Linked DNA regions of Homo sapiens: regions 1 and 2 are each linked to region 3. The links are chromatin contacts, found by Hi-C in ENCODE. All regions are on one chromosome and are shown on one strand. The core of a region is the stretch at or near the end of the contact, and the rest is flanking DNA. Distances in the headings are between cores, read along the strand shown.

Region 1 (3,878 bases), core at 170-2,669, 310 kb before region 3:
ACCAGCCTGGCCAACATGGTGAAATCGGTCTCTACTAAAAATACAAAAATTAGCCCAGCATGGTGGCGGGCATCTGTAATCCCAGCTACTCAGGAGGCTGAGGCAGGAGAATCACTTGAACTGGGGAGGCAGAGGTTGCAGTGAGCTGAGATTGCGCCACTGCACTCCAGCCTGGGTGACAGAGTGAAGCTCCATTTCAAAAAAAAAAAACAAAAAAAAACAGAAATGTATTCTCTCACAGTTCAGGAGGTCAGAAGTTCAGTATCAGTTTCAGTAGGCTGAAATCAAGGTTTCCCTGCCAATTTGCAGTGCTGCTTGCATTCCTTTGCTTGTGGCCAGATCACTGCAGTCTCCACCTCTGTCTTCACATGGCCTTCTCTTCTGCGTGTGTCATCTCCCCGTCTTTTACCGACACTTGTGATGGCATTTACAGCCCATCCAGATAATCCAGGATAACCTCCTCATGTCAAGATTCTTAACCACATCTGCCAAGACCCTTTTTCTTTATAAGGTAACATTTACTGGTTCCAGGGACTAGGACCTGATATCTTTGGGTGGCCGTCCACCTACTATGTAAGGTAAATTCAGGGATTGAATAAGGAAAGACTGTCACCTATGCAGCTGGAGGTTCATCATTGGAACATGCTTTCACTTTAGTGGAAACAGAAAGATTCTCTAATTCCTTAGAACCAAAAGCTTTGGGCTCTTCTTTAGTTCACATTGTACTAATTTGTGATTGCTTTAAAATCCAGAACTGGGTAAGATTTTTCCCACTTTAACCCCAATTCTTTTTACACGTTTTGCCAATGGGTTTGAAAGACGTAATGGAATTGACTACCCTTTCATAAAATGAAATTGTAGTTTTCATAAAACTCATAGTTTGCATTTCTGAAAAAAGAGAAAAGAGAAGTAGTTTTCTTTTGGGGGGCCAAAATAGCTGTTTCTTAATTTATAAACCAGGCATTGAGTCTGATTTGAGTCACTGTCTTTTTTCTTCCTATGTAAGTGGACATTTTAATAGTGAAAGTCCAGAAAACGACTGTGGCGTGGGCTGATTCTGAGCTGGCATTTAGCTGCTTGATAAGACGAAAGGAAGGAGGCGCGTAAATGAGTGCTTGATTACTCTCTGCCGCCTGCAGCTCCTCCCCCGCCATCCACTGTGAATCATGTTGCAGCAACAGCACATGCCAGACAAAGACACTGAAGTCTATGACATCGCTTGCAAAGAAGTTGTATTAAATGTCCTCAGTGAAATGACTTCAGAAAGTTCTCATTATGTCAACCAATCTTCACCTCACAAAATGAGAGCTGGGGTCAGAGAGAAACAAAGAATGTTTTTGTGGCACACTGCAACCAACGCAGAGTTTATGTGGCAGATGTTCATCCAGCCACGCAATGCAGATGACTTCATACGTGGGGGAGTCTGCTTACCATTGCATCGGCTGCTTCTCCCCCAGAACTACATCATCACCACTTCTTGAAGGCAGTTTTTATGAGCAATGGAGAACACTATGAACATAGCTGGGACCAGTGTGTTTTTAACTAGTTTTGTGTCTCTGAAGCAATCCCAAACTAACCTTTTTTTCTTTTTCATATCTAATTTTCTAACTCATGATTTAAAAAATGATGTCTGTGTTTAAATGCTTTAAGTACCTTTTTTTCATGCTTTCAGTACCTTTCTCTTTATTCTGTATCTCTTGTGATTTGGGTTGCTAATATCTTACTAATTAACATATTTTAAATATACAGCTATGTGGTTAAGGTGTTAAATTGGATTTTTTTAAAAGAATAAGATGTAGGCTGGGCACGGTGGCTCATACCTGTAATTCCAGCACTTTGGGAGGCCGAGGCGAGTGGATCACTTGAGCTCAGGAGTTCAAGACCAGCTTGGACAATGTGGCGAAAACTTGTCTCTACCAAAAATACAAAAAAAAAAAAAAAATTAGCCCAGCATGGTGGTGCACACTTTTGGTTCCAGCTACTTTGGAGACTGAGGTTGGAGGATTGCTTGAGCCCTGGATGCAGAGGTTGCAGTGAGCCAAGAATGCACCACTGCACTCTAGCCTGGGTGACAGAGTGAGATCCTGTCTCAAAGAAAAAAAAAATTATTTTAGAATTCTAATCCAGATTCACTTCCTTCCCCAATGGCCAACTGAAAATGACAAAAAGAATGAGCAATAGAGAAGAAACCAATTTCCTTGAAAATACATGCAAAACCATAGGTTAAAAATAATAACTGCAAAAGACAATACATTTTGGATCACACTGGGACATAACACCAAGAAGCATATGCAACCCCACAGGTCATTTCCAGCTGACAGTTTCCCATAAAAGGGTAGCACAGCCCTAAGGGGTGCAATCAAGGGTCCTGGCTAGGGTGTCCACACCTGGCATTTTGGATGAGCCAGGCGGGGGGGAGATCATCAAGATGCCTAGAATTTCTGCAAAGCATGTGGCAGTCAGCTTAGTATGAGCTGCTCTATTACCCCAAATATACTCGAACATCCAGGCTTTGCTACAAACCACATGGGCCTGCTTTCCTTGGAATGGCCCATTGAGATTAGTGAGCAGACACTGGGTCCTTGCACAGAGGACACTGCATCCATGAGAAAGTCCTTCCAGAACCCCTGAGTTCAGGAGACCGCCCCACCTCAATCTGTCCCTTCCCCACACAGCTCTTAGCAAATCCTCATTAACATGAACAATAATTCCCCAAAAAGAGAACAATGACAACAAACAAAGACAGAGGAATAATATACATCAGAAGTAAAAGAAAATGTGAATTAACATTTCTCCATGAACTCACGGAAATCAAAGGAAGCATAATCACAGTGAAGTAAGAACTCAGAGGAGATCTGTAAGACATCAAAGAAGAGACAATAATATAACAGAAGAAGATTTAAAGTAAGCTGTGAAAGCTTAGGAAAGAATGAGAAAGCAGGATGGAGACAGTCCAGACAGTACAGAAACAAAGGCCTTTGCAGTGCAGCCGTCCGATGCTGGCTCCCCAGGAAATAGACCCAGGATGGAGATGAGCTTCAAGACTTAGGAGGAGTGCTCTTGGGATTAACAACCATGGAAGGGGAGGGGACCAGCATGGGTGGCAGAGGAAGAAGTGGAACTTTGACGCAGTTCTGTGTTGAGTTTGGGTCTTCTAAGAAGCAGATGCCAAGAGATTAGACATAAAAAGAGAGTTATTGGGGAAATAACTAACTCAAATAACCGTCTCTTATTCAACCTTCTGCTCTGGCTCCCTTGACCAAGCACCCTCCAATTCCTTATATAGGTGCATTCTTATAGCTCCAGGCAGCATCTGCTGCTAGATCCTCTGGTTTCTTTAGGGTACAGTTGCCTTCCTCCCCTTTCAGGCCCAACAGTTCCAGGCTGGTTTGTGTTGTGATTTAACCTACTTACTGGTCTGGTATCCAGGAAGGGAGGTAGAGGCAGATCCTGAGGAAGGCACAGGTATCGGGAGGAGAGGACCCTAAGTCATCTTCAACAAAGGGTAGGCAGGACCGAGGTTCCTGTGTGCAAGCTCAGAGGTTCAGGGGAATCTGGAGATTTGATATTTTAGGAAGCATTAATCCAGATGTCCCCATCCTCTATGCTGGGTCCCGTTCTTTCCCAGCCATGGCCTCACCTTGACATAACAGTGTCACCTTGGTGGGAATCCACCTCATTTGGAGCTCTGCCACTCTCAAGGGAGGTCTGACCCTGGCACTCAACCCTCCCTTCCTTTTCAGTGCAGGAGGTGAGAATTTCTCTATTCATGACCAAAGAAGGCTTCTGCATTCATTCTTAGCTGTTAGTTGCTAATTGATTATCCCAGCTTTTTTATTTTCTTTCCCAAAGGTCAATCAAGTTTAGCAATAGCCAAC
Region 2 (4,271 bases), core at 567-3,066, 380 kb after region 3:
TTTGCAAATCCTGAACAGTTGCTCCTGGGGAAATATGGTGTTAGGTTTTTGTGATCCTCTGGTTACAACTTTTTTGTCAATCAATCAATACAGAACCTTGTTTTATGTGTATTTCTATTTAAAGATATTTATTTCATATATATTGTTGATTCATTAACCTTGAACTCATGGTCAACAGCACAATAACTCATGCCTGAAAGTAGCTTCCCTAACACACGTATTTTCTCTGTAAAGCACATCACAACCTTCTTGCACTTAGAGACACCAGACAGTAAGTACTTTAGCATTGTGTTTGGGGCCATTTTTAAATAGCAAAATCACCCCAGAAAAGCACAAAAATGCAAAAACCATGGACTAAATGGGCCAAGAGAAAAGAAAATGTGTTTATAAGAGCTAAAACAAGAAAGCAGAGTGTCACCTTGTGCGACCTCAACGTATGTGTTGGGTGACTTAAATTTTTCACTGCTTTGTGCACGTCACAAATGACTGCAAAAGTGCTGTGAGTATTGATTTTGGGGTTGCAAACAGATTTAAATGAATAGATGAATGCGGAGATATGGAATCCATGAATCATGAGGACTGATAATAAGTAATTTCCCTTCCGTCTCCCCAACCTTCCCTGAAAAGACCCAACCTCATCCATAAAGATATATAAATTTACCTTGGATGTTTTGGGAAAATAGTTATCTCTATGTAAGACTGTGTTCTTAAATATATTACTCCTATCTCATAAATCTGTGTTCATTTCAGGATTTTCTAGCTTGGCATTGAACCAGAAGAGGTAGCCTATGTCTCTGTATCCCTTTTTATTAACCCATCTGTCCTAGTTATCAAGGGGCCTCAGCCCTGAGATTCCAGGCTTCTGCTTTTCTTGAGACCCACTGAAGCATGGCTCCGGCAGGTGCTGCCTCCTCCCCTCCAGCCCCCTCAACTTCCTGTAGTTCACATTTCCAGCAGTCCTTAGCGATTGAAGGTGTCTCACTTTCACATCCCTGGGCCATTAGAGCCCTCCTATCATACAGAGACAGTGGGGGAAATAAGTGGTTCTCTGGGAAAAGATCACCTGCAAACAATTGTTGCCAAATCCATACCATTTAAGGGAACAAAAATCAGCATAGTGCAGAAAGATATCCAGGCTTATCACGCTCAAACCACACAGCCCCCTCAATGCAAAGCAGCCCTGTTAAGATGTGCCTAGGAATTTCCTCTGCAGCTTGAAGCTGAGAAAATTGTCAAGACTTGGGTGAAAGGAAACTTCATCTGTGGGTTAATTTTCATAAGAAAGAGGAGGCCGGGTGTGGTGGCTCACGCTTGTAATCCCAGCACTTTGGGAGGCTGAGGCGGGTGGATCACAAGGTCAGGAGATTGAGACCATCCTGGCTAACAGGGTGAAACCCCGTCTCTACTAAAAATACAAAAAATTAGCCAGGCGTGGTGGTGGGCGCCTGTAGTCCCAGCTACTTGGGAGGCTGAGGCAGGAGAATGGCATGAACCTGGGAGGCGGAGTTTGCAGTGAGCAGAAATCATGCCACTGCACTCCAGCCTGGGCGACAGAGCGAGACTCCATCTCAAAAAAAAAAAAAAAAAAAAAAGAGGAATGAGTCCAACCAGAGGGAGAATTGATCTTGCTGGTTTGGTCAGGGACTGGCTGATTAATTACAGAGAAATGACCAAGGAAGAGGTGATGTGATGGGACCACCCCACCCAGCACCAGGCTCTGCAAACAAGCATGTTTGACTCATCTGCAAAGGGCTGGGGGCACTGCCTTGTGCGGCAGAATCCCACTGTACAAAAGAAAACATGTGGACACAGACCTGTGGCCTCAACACTGAGGAACAGAACCCCAGCTGCAGGGCCTGAGTTGGCCTTGCATCCACTCCACTGGCTTCGTCAGTAGGTATCACTTGCCCTCCACGGCGCCATCCTGAGGCCTGCCTGTGCATCACACTGCACAGGGTGCCTGGTCTCCAAGGCACAGCCTTACATTGTGCACATTCTGCTGAGCGGTTGACTCTCCCATATTTGCAGGCATACATGGGGGACTTCTTAGTATATAGAGATACACAATTCAGAAACACAAAGTGAAGCTAAGGATGGTAGCATGAGGCATGATTTTTACTAATGTTTAGAAATAGAGGGATATTGAAATACTTGAAAACATTATCCAAACCTTCAACACCAAATTCTCTTGCTGTGCCTTCAGAACTTAAAAGATTGAAAGTGCATCAAGTAAAGGCTGATCTATCTCAACCAACACATAGACATTTTCAAGCTCTGCAAAAGACACTCAGAAATCTCTTCTCTATGCCCACCTTGCCATAATTAACACAGAAAACAGATATTACGCTTTGGTGTTAACATTATGTTAATATAAATGTTAACTGTGTAGTTATAAATAAACAACCAGCCCATCTGGTGCATTTAATTTACAATCTAACTGATTGATTCATTCAATATGCTTGTTGAGCATCTATCACGTGCAAGTCATTATGTCAGGCACCATGTGAGAGAAAAATGAACCTCCTGCCTCCCTGACAACAGGTAGGCAGAAATGGCTCACGAAAGTAAGAGAATAAGGATCTGGTCCGAGAGTTCCACTTTCATCCTGGGGACTGCGTGATTTCCAGGTTCTCTACTATCCTCACGTCTTCTTGCCTCTAAGTGGGACTGGCCAAAGCCACCTGCAGATTCTAGTTCTTGGCAGGACTCTGGCTCATGAAAGCTCACATGTCCGGTTCTTCCTGAGTGTGGTCTTCAGGGCACCCCACCCTCAGGCTCCCTTCTGGAAAGCAGGGTTCTGGGCCCACCTCAGACCCAGCAAATAGGGCATACGGACAAGAAGGGTAAATTTTAAACAGCTTCCTAGGTGATTTTTTTTTTTTTTTGAGACGGAGTCTTATTCTGTCACCCCAGCTGGAGTGCAATGGCACGATCTCCACTCACTGCAACGTCTGCCTCCTGGGTTCAAGCAATTCTCCTGCCTCAGCCTCCTGAGTAGCTGGGACTACAGCGCACACCACCACACCCAGCTAATTTTTTGTATTTTTAGTAGAGACAGGGTTTCACTATGTTGGCCAGGCTGGTGTCAAACTCCTGACCTCATGATCCGCCCACCTCGGCATCCCAAAGTGTTGGGATTACAGGCGTGAGCCTCTGCGCCTGGCCTGCTTCCCAGGTGATTTTTAAGCACTCTAATGTCTGAGAACCTCTGCTATAATCTAATATTGCCCTATTCAAGTGCTACAGTGTGACAGGGAGGCAAGTTGACCACGTTCAGTGTGAGCGAAAGCAAGTTGCCACTTGCCACGGGTGGGGAAGGGAGCCAGGGAGGACAGTCAAGTCACCGTGCTGTGCTGGTGACCGGGCCAGGCTGCAGGCTCAACCTGGGAGACATCTCTGCAGTTCTTCTCCACCAGGAAGAAGTACATGCCTCATCATACAGGTGTGCTCAGAGAAGGGGGAAGGGACGCACACGCAACGCACACACAATTGGTAATTAAAAAGAGAGCTAGCTTTTGTGAATAATTAACAGAACACTGGGTTGCAACCAAAATTGCCACTTAGCAATGTCCCTTGCATGCTCTTTTGAGCAGAAGAGGACAGGGTGGGGTTGCAGCCAGCGGTGTGGGGCGCATATTGACCCTGAGTGGGGCCAAGGATGTCTCCCCAGTGAACTGCACCATCTACCATGTCCCAGGGCCACCTCATCACTCACTCTTCTCTGGGGAAAAACACAAACAACCAACAAGATGCTAGAAAAAAGAACTCACGTTGAATATGCCTGATAGATCTTACTATATTGCTTTTATCTGGGCAAACCACATATGGATGATGAGAAGGGCAGCGCAGTTGCAGGCTTTCCTTGATCCTGCCCTGGTACCCATCCCAAGATCCTTTCCTACTCAGCTGTGAAGGCCTGGGCGGGGCGGGGGGGGGGGCGGGGGTGAGGCCACAGCAGACTGCAATGACAACAGCCGGCAGACCTAACATCTCTTGTCTGTGCCTTAGTGCCTTGCTGAAGTTTCCCGCTTTCAGGCTCTATTTTACTTTTCCATCACTACCTTATGAGCATAATCTTTATGGGGATCCTGCAGCTGCTAGAGAAACCAAAACACCTGACTTAAGCAAAAAGGACACAGTAAATGTGGATTAAGAAATATCTAGAGTTTTACTGAATGTCTATTTAAAAAAAATCGCTAGCATTCTTTTTCCTAGCCAGTTAAAAAATAATTGTGGGTGACTCAGGACTGCAAGATATTACAGGAGCTTAT
Region 3 (3,806 bases), core at 724-3,223:
CTTGGTAGATGTGAATGATGCTTGGATCTGTCAAGATGCTAGTAGTGATTGGTGTATGTCCTCACAACTCAGTTCCCCCTAAAACCAGCAACTGGAGTATAAGTGTGAAGACTCATGGTTTGATAGCAATGCTTGTCAAAAAGGGGGCAAGATGGCCTGTAATCCCAGCACTTTGGGAGGCCGAGGTGGGCAGATCACGAGGTCAGGAGATCGAGACCATCCTGGCTAACATGGTGAAACCCCGCCTCTACTAAAAATACAAAAATTAGCCGGGCATGGTGGCGGGCCCCTGTAGTCCCAGCTACTCGGGAGGCTGAGGCAGGAGAATGGCGTGAACCCAGGAGGTGGAGCTTGCAGTGAGCCGAGATCGCGCCACCGCATTCCAGCCTGGGCGACAGAGCAAGACTCCATCTCTAAAATAAAATAAAAAACAAAAAGGGGGCAAGATGTGCTCCCTGTGGGTCAAGAGTGTCCCAGACAGCTTTTGGGAAGGGTGACAGGTGTGTTGCTCTATTTGGCCCTGGTCAGACTCATCTGGATTGTTGTATTCAGTACTCAGCATTGCAATTTCAGGTGGTCATAGATTCACTCTGTAGTTTTCTGTAAAGCACACAGGAGCTCTTTGGCCAAGTTTCAGCTCCACCGAAGTCAGCGATGAGACCGTGGACAAAGTGCCTCATGTCCCTGAGCCCATTTCTTCATTTGTAGAAGAATCCAGTAGTTCAGGATGGTTTTGAAGACCCAGTCACATTGGATGTGATCTGTATAAAAGTGCTTTATGTGGTGGTCGTGTTTTATTTGTTTCATATTTCAGAAGACGGGAAGGTGGGTCTCGCAACCATGGCTGGTTTGGAGGCATGTACAAGAACCTGGGCTCTTCACTCAGGAAAAGAGAAGTCTAGGGAAACATGGTAGCTGCCTCCAGTAGAACTGCAATATGAAACAGGTCTTCAGAGGCTTCCAGGGCGAGGGGAAACCATGCAGGGCTCCTCCCCACCTCCCCACTTCTGCTTGTTGCTCTGCGCTTGTCCAGAGACAAGAGATGTTGACTAAAGTCTATGCAGGGAAGTTACTTACACCCTCCTAGGTCCAAAAGCTGCCCACTGCCTCTGGAGTGTTAGAGCAGAAAGTGGGCAGGCATGGGCAGGGCCATTGCTGCGGGAAGTTAAGAGGCACCAGAGGACAGTTCTTCCAACTTAGACGGTTTTTGTGAAGTGAAAGCAGACTGCAGGCCTCCAGCACTGGCGCAGACTCTGACTGGTGCAGGCCTCTAACACTGGCATGGATTTAGCAGATGAGAAAGATGGGTCTCCTTACAAATACTGGTCACTAGTGAGTTGGGCCTTGAGAGACAGAGAAAACAGGTATCTGCCTAAGGTGTGTCTGGTTAACTATATTGGCCCTTGAGGTAATCTACAATTTAAGGAGTTTTAGTTCCTCTAACATTTTAAGAAATCATTCTCATGTTTGAGTGCCATGTTTATAGTACCAATTTTGGGGGCCAGGGTGGGAAGATTGCCCTGAGCAAAGCTGTCCATTTTCCCATCATCTAGTTGGTTTTCATGGAGCGGCCCACCTGCTCCCCACCTCAGGAGATACTGGAGGACTCTAGCCCTGCGGTGGCTGTGGTCAGGCCAAGGGCAGGCCAGGCTTCCTTCCTAGGCTTCAGTTCATTCCCCCATCTTGCTGCCAAGGTACCTTTAGATGTTTTGGTCCCCTAAAGCATTTAAACAGACTGTCGTGTAAAATGCTGTCTGAACAAAGTCTCCCATGAACCCACGGCACAGTGTGTACCTGAACCTCCCAAGAGAAATAGTAAAATCACCACATCATCAAGTTGCAGCTCAGGGACTACGTAGCTTTAGTGGTGATGTTTGCAGGAAAAGGTTTCAGAGAAATTTGAAAATTGGCAGGTGCACTTTCTTGACCTTTCCAAAAATAGTCTGAGTCACTTTCACTTTCAGCCTTCAAACTGTGTTGAATGAAACCTTTGTGCAGTTTACAGAAAGTGAAGAACTGTTTGGCAAGAGAGAGAAGTTCGAGCTCCTAATAGCCTCGGCTGCATTGAGTAACATTTCTTTTGAGTTGTCTATTAACACTTTCCTGAAACATGCTTTTTATGACGCCTAGAACTTGTGTAAGAGTGACTGTAATTTGAGTTATTTAAAAATGTAAGTACAAGAAATGTGTCACACGCCATAAGAGCTAGGAAATGACAGCTCACATTCATCTTGGTGGAAGGAAACTCTAATTATTGGAAGATGTGATTGGAGTATTTGTTCTTAATACCTACGGTGGCTCTGTTATATGCTTGCCTAACACCAGTATTGGCTTGCAAATAACACTGAAAAGCTCCTTTCTTTTCCTCTGGTCTTTGTGGGAAGGCATGGTATGAGTCGAGATTGCTAAACCACTCTTCTGAGAGGACTCAGAGAGAGTGTTTATCCTAGACTATCCATGGCCCTGGTACTTCTGAGTTCAGTTGTGGTGTGATCTCATTAGTCCAGGCTCAGAATGGCTCGGTAACCTCAAAACTCCAAGCCCTCGGTGCTTGCTTTGCTTCCCTAGACTTGCAGCTTATGTACGCCCACATGTGCTTCATGCGTATTAAAAATGCTTGCATGTGTAGATAGGAAGATATATGTTGACTGTCCTGAAAAACTTGACATACCTAACATTTAAAATTGTTTTGAGTTTCCCCCGGGGATAAACTAGTCTTCAAATGTAAACGTGATGAGCAGCGTAGGGGCTATGGTACCAGAGAAAAGAGCCGAATCTCGGCCCTGGTCCAGCCCTACCTCTCGTGCTCTGTCACCTGCAGCAGAGGTGGAGTGGGGGCCATGTCTGTGAGCGGGACCTCATCTTGTCTATTCCTCAGACCCACCCAAGGGCAGGGATTCCCAAAACTGCTGGTACCTGTAAGAGGTATTGTATTCTTGGACTCCATTCCATAACCTCTCATCAGGATTCTGGGTTTGGAACTCTAGAATCAATGTTGAGGAAAAATAGAACTTGGCGATTTTATTTTTCTAGATATAATTCACATACCATAAAAGCCACTCTTTAAATTGTACAATTCAGTGGTTTTTTAGTATATTCAGAGTTGTACAGCCATGACCACTAGCTAATTCAGAATATTTTCATTGCCTCCCAACAAGCCTAGTACTCATGAGTAGTCACTCCCTTGCCCATTCCCTCCACCCCCAAGCCCCTGGCAACCACTAATCTACTTTCTGTCTCTATGGATTTGCCTATTTGAGACATTCATATGAATGGAATTATATAATATGTAGACTTTTGTATCTGTTTTTTTTTCATTTAGCATAAAAATTTTCAAGATTTGTCCACAGTGTAGTGTGTCTCAGTACTTCTTTCCTTTTTATCACTGAAAATACTTCATTGTATGTATATGTCATATTTTGTTATCTACTCATCAATTGATGAATACTTGTATTGTTTCCACTTTGGCTGTTACAAATAATGCTGTTATGAACATGTGTGTACAAGTATTTGTGTGGGTACATGTTATTTCTCTTGGGCATACCTACAGATGGAATTACTGGATCATATGACAACTTTATGTTTAACTTTTTGAAAAACTACAAAACCAACAAGCTGTACCATTTTGTAATCCCACCAGCAATGAATAGGGTTCTAATTTTTCCACATCTTCATCAATATTTGTTATTGATCTTTTTGATTATAGCCAATCTAGTGAGTGTGAACTGGTATCTTATTGTAATTGTGATTTTGATTTGCAATTCCCTAATGATGTTGAACAGATGTTCATATAATTGTTGGCCATT

The links. Hi-C counts contacts between places; a loop is a spot of excess contacts on that map. Pooled maps may share reads with other maps.
Region 1: a loop to region 3 is called in a map with no recorded cell type, with 12 times the contacts of the local background. The contact joins two enhancer-like sites. A Hi-C loop is called at or near these places in 6 of 37 single-sample maps with no recorded cell type and 4 of 50 pooled maps.
Region 2: a loop to region 3 is called in a map with no recorded cell type, with 6 times the contacts of the local background. The contact joins two enhancer-like sites. A Hi-C loop is called at or near these places in 3 of 37 single-sample maps with no recorded cell type and 3 of 50 pooled maps.

Annotation. Positions count from the first base shown.
Region 1 is chr9:91,512,697-91,516,574 of GRCh38, reverse strand. No RefSeq gene overlaps it. Among named protein-coding and RNA genes, the nearest start is that of NFIL3, 91 kb to the right of the region's middle. RefSeq lists an enhancer at 626-1,825. Within about 2 kb of position 1,419, at least 3 of the 41 ENCODE cell types and tissues checked have a DNase peak (open chromatin) inside an H3K27ac peak, as active enhancers do.
Region 2 is chr9:90,827,903-90,832,173 of GRCh38, reverse strand. All of the region lies in intron 1 of SYK (spleen associated tyrosine kinase), which reads right to left. Among named protein-coding and RNA genes, the nearest start is that of SYK, 28 kb to the right of the region's middle. RefSeq lists an enhancer at 1,172-1,241. Within about 2 kb of position 1,816, at least 4 of the 41 ENCODE cell types and tissues checked have a DNase peak (open chromatin) inside an H3K27ac peak, as active enhancers do.
Region 3 is chr9:91,206,383-91,210,188 of GRCh38, reverse strand. No RefSeq gene overlaps it. Among named protein-coding and RNA genes, the nearest start is that of LINC02937, 45 kb to the right of the region's middle. RefSeq lists an enhancer at 1,713-1,772. Within about 2 kb of position 1,973, at least 12 of the 41 ENCODE cell types and tissues checked have a DNase peak (open chromatin) inside an H3K27ac peak, as active enhancers do.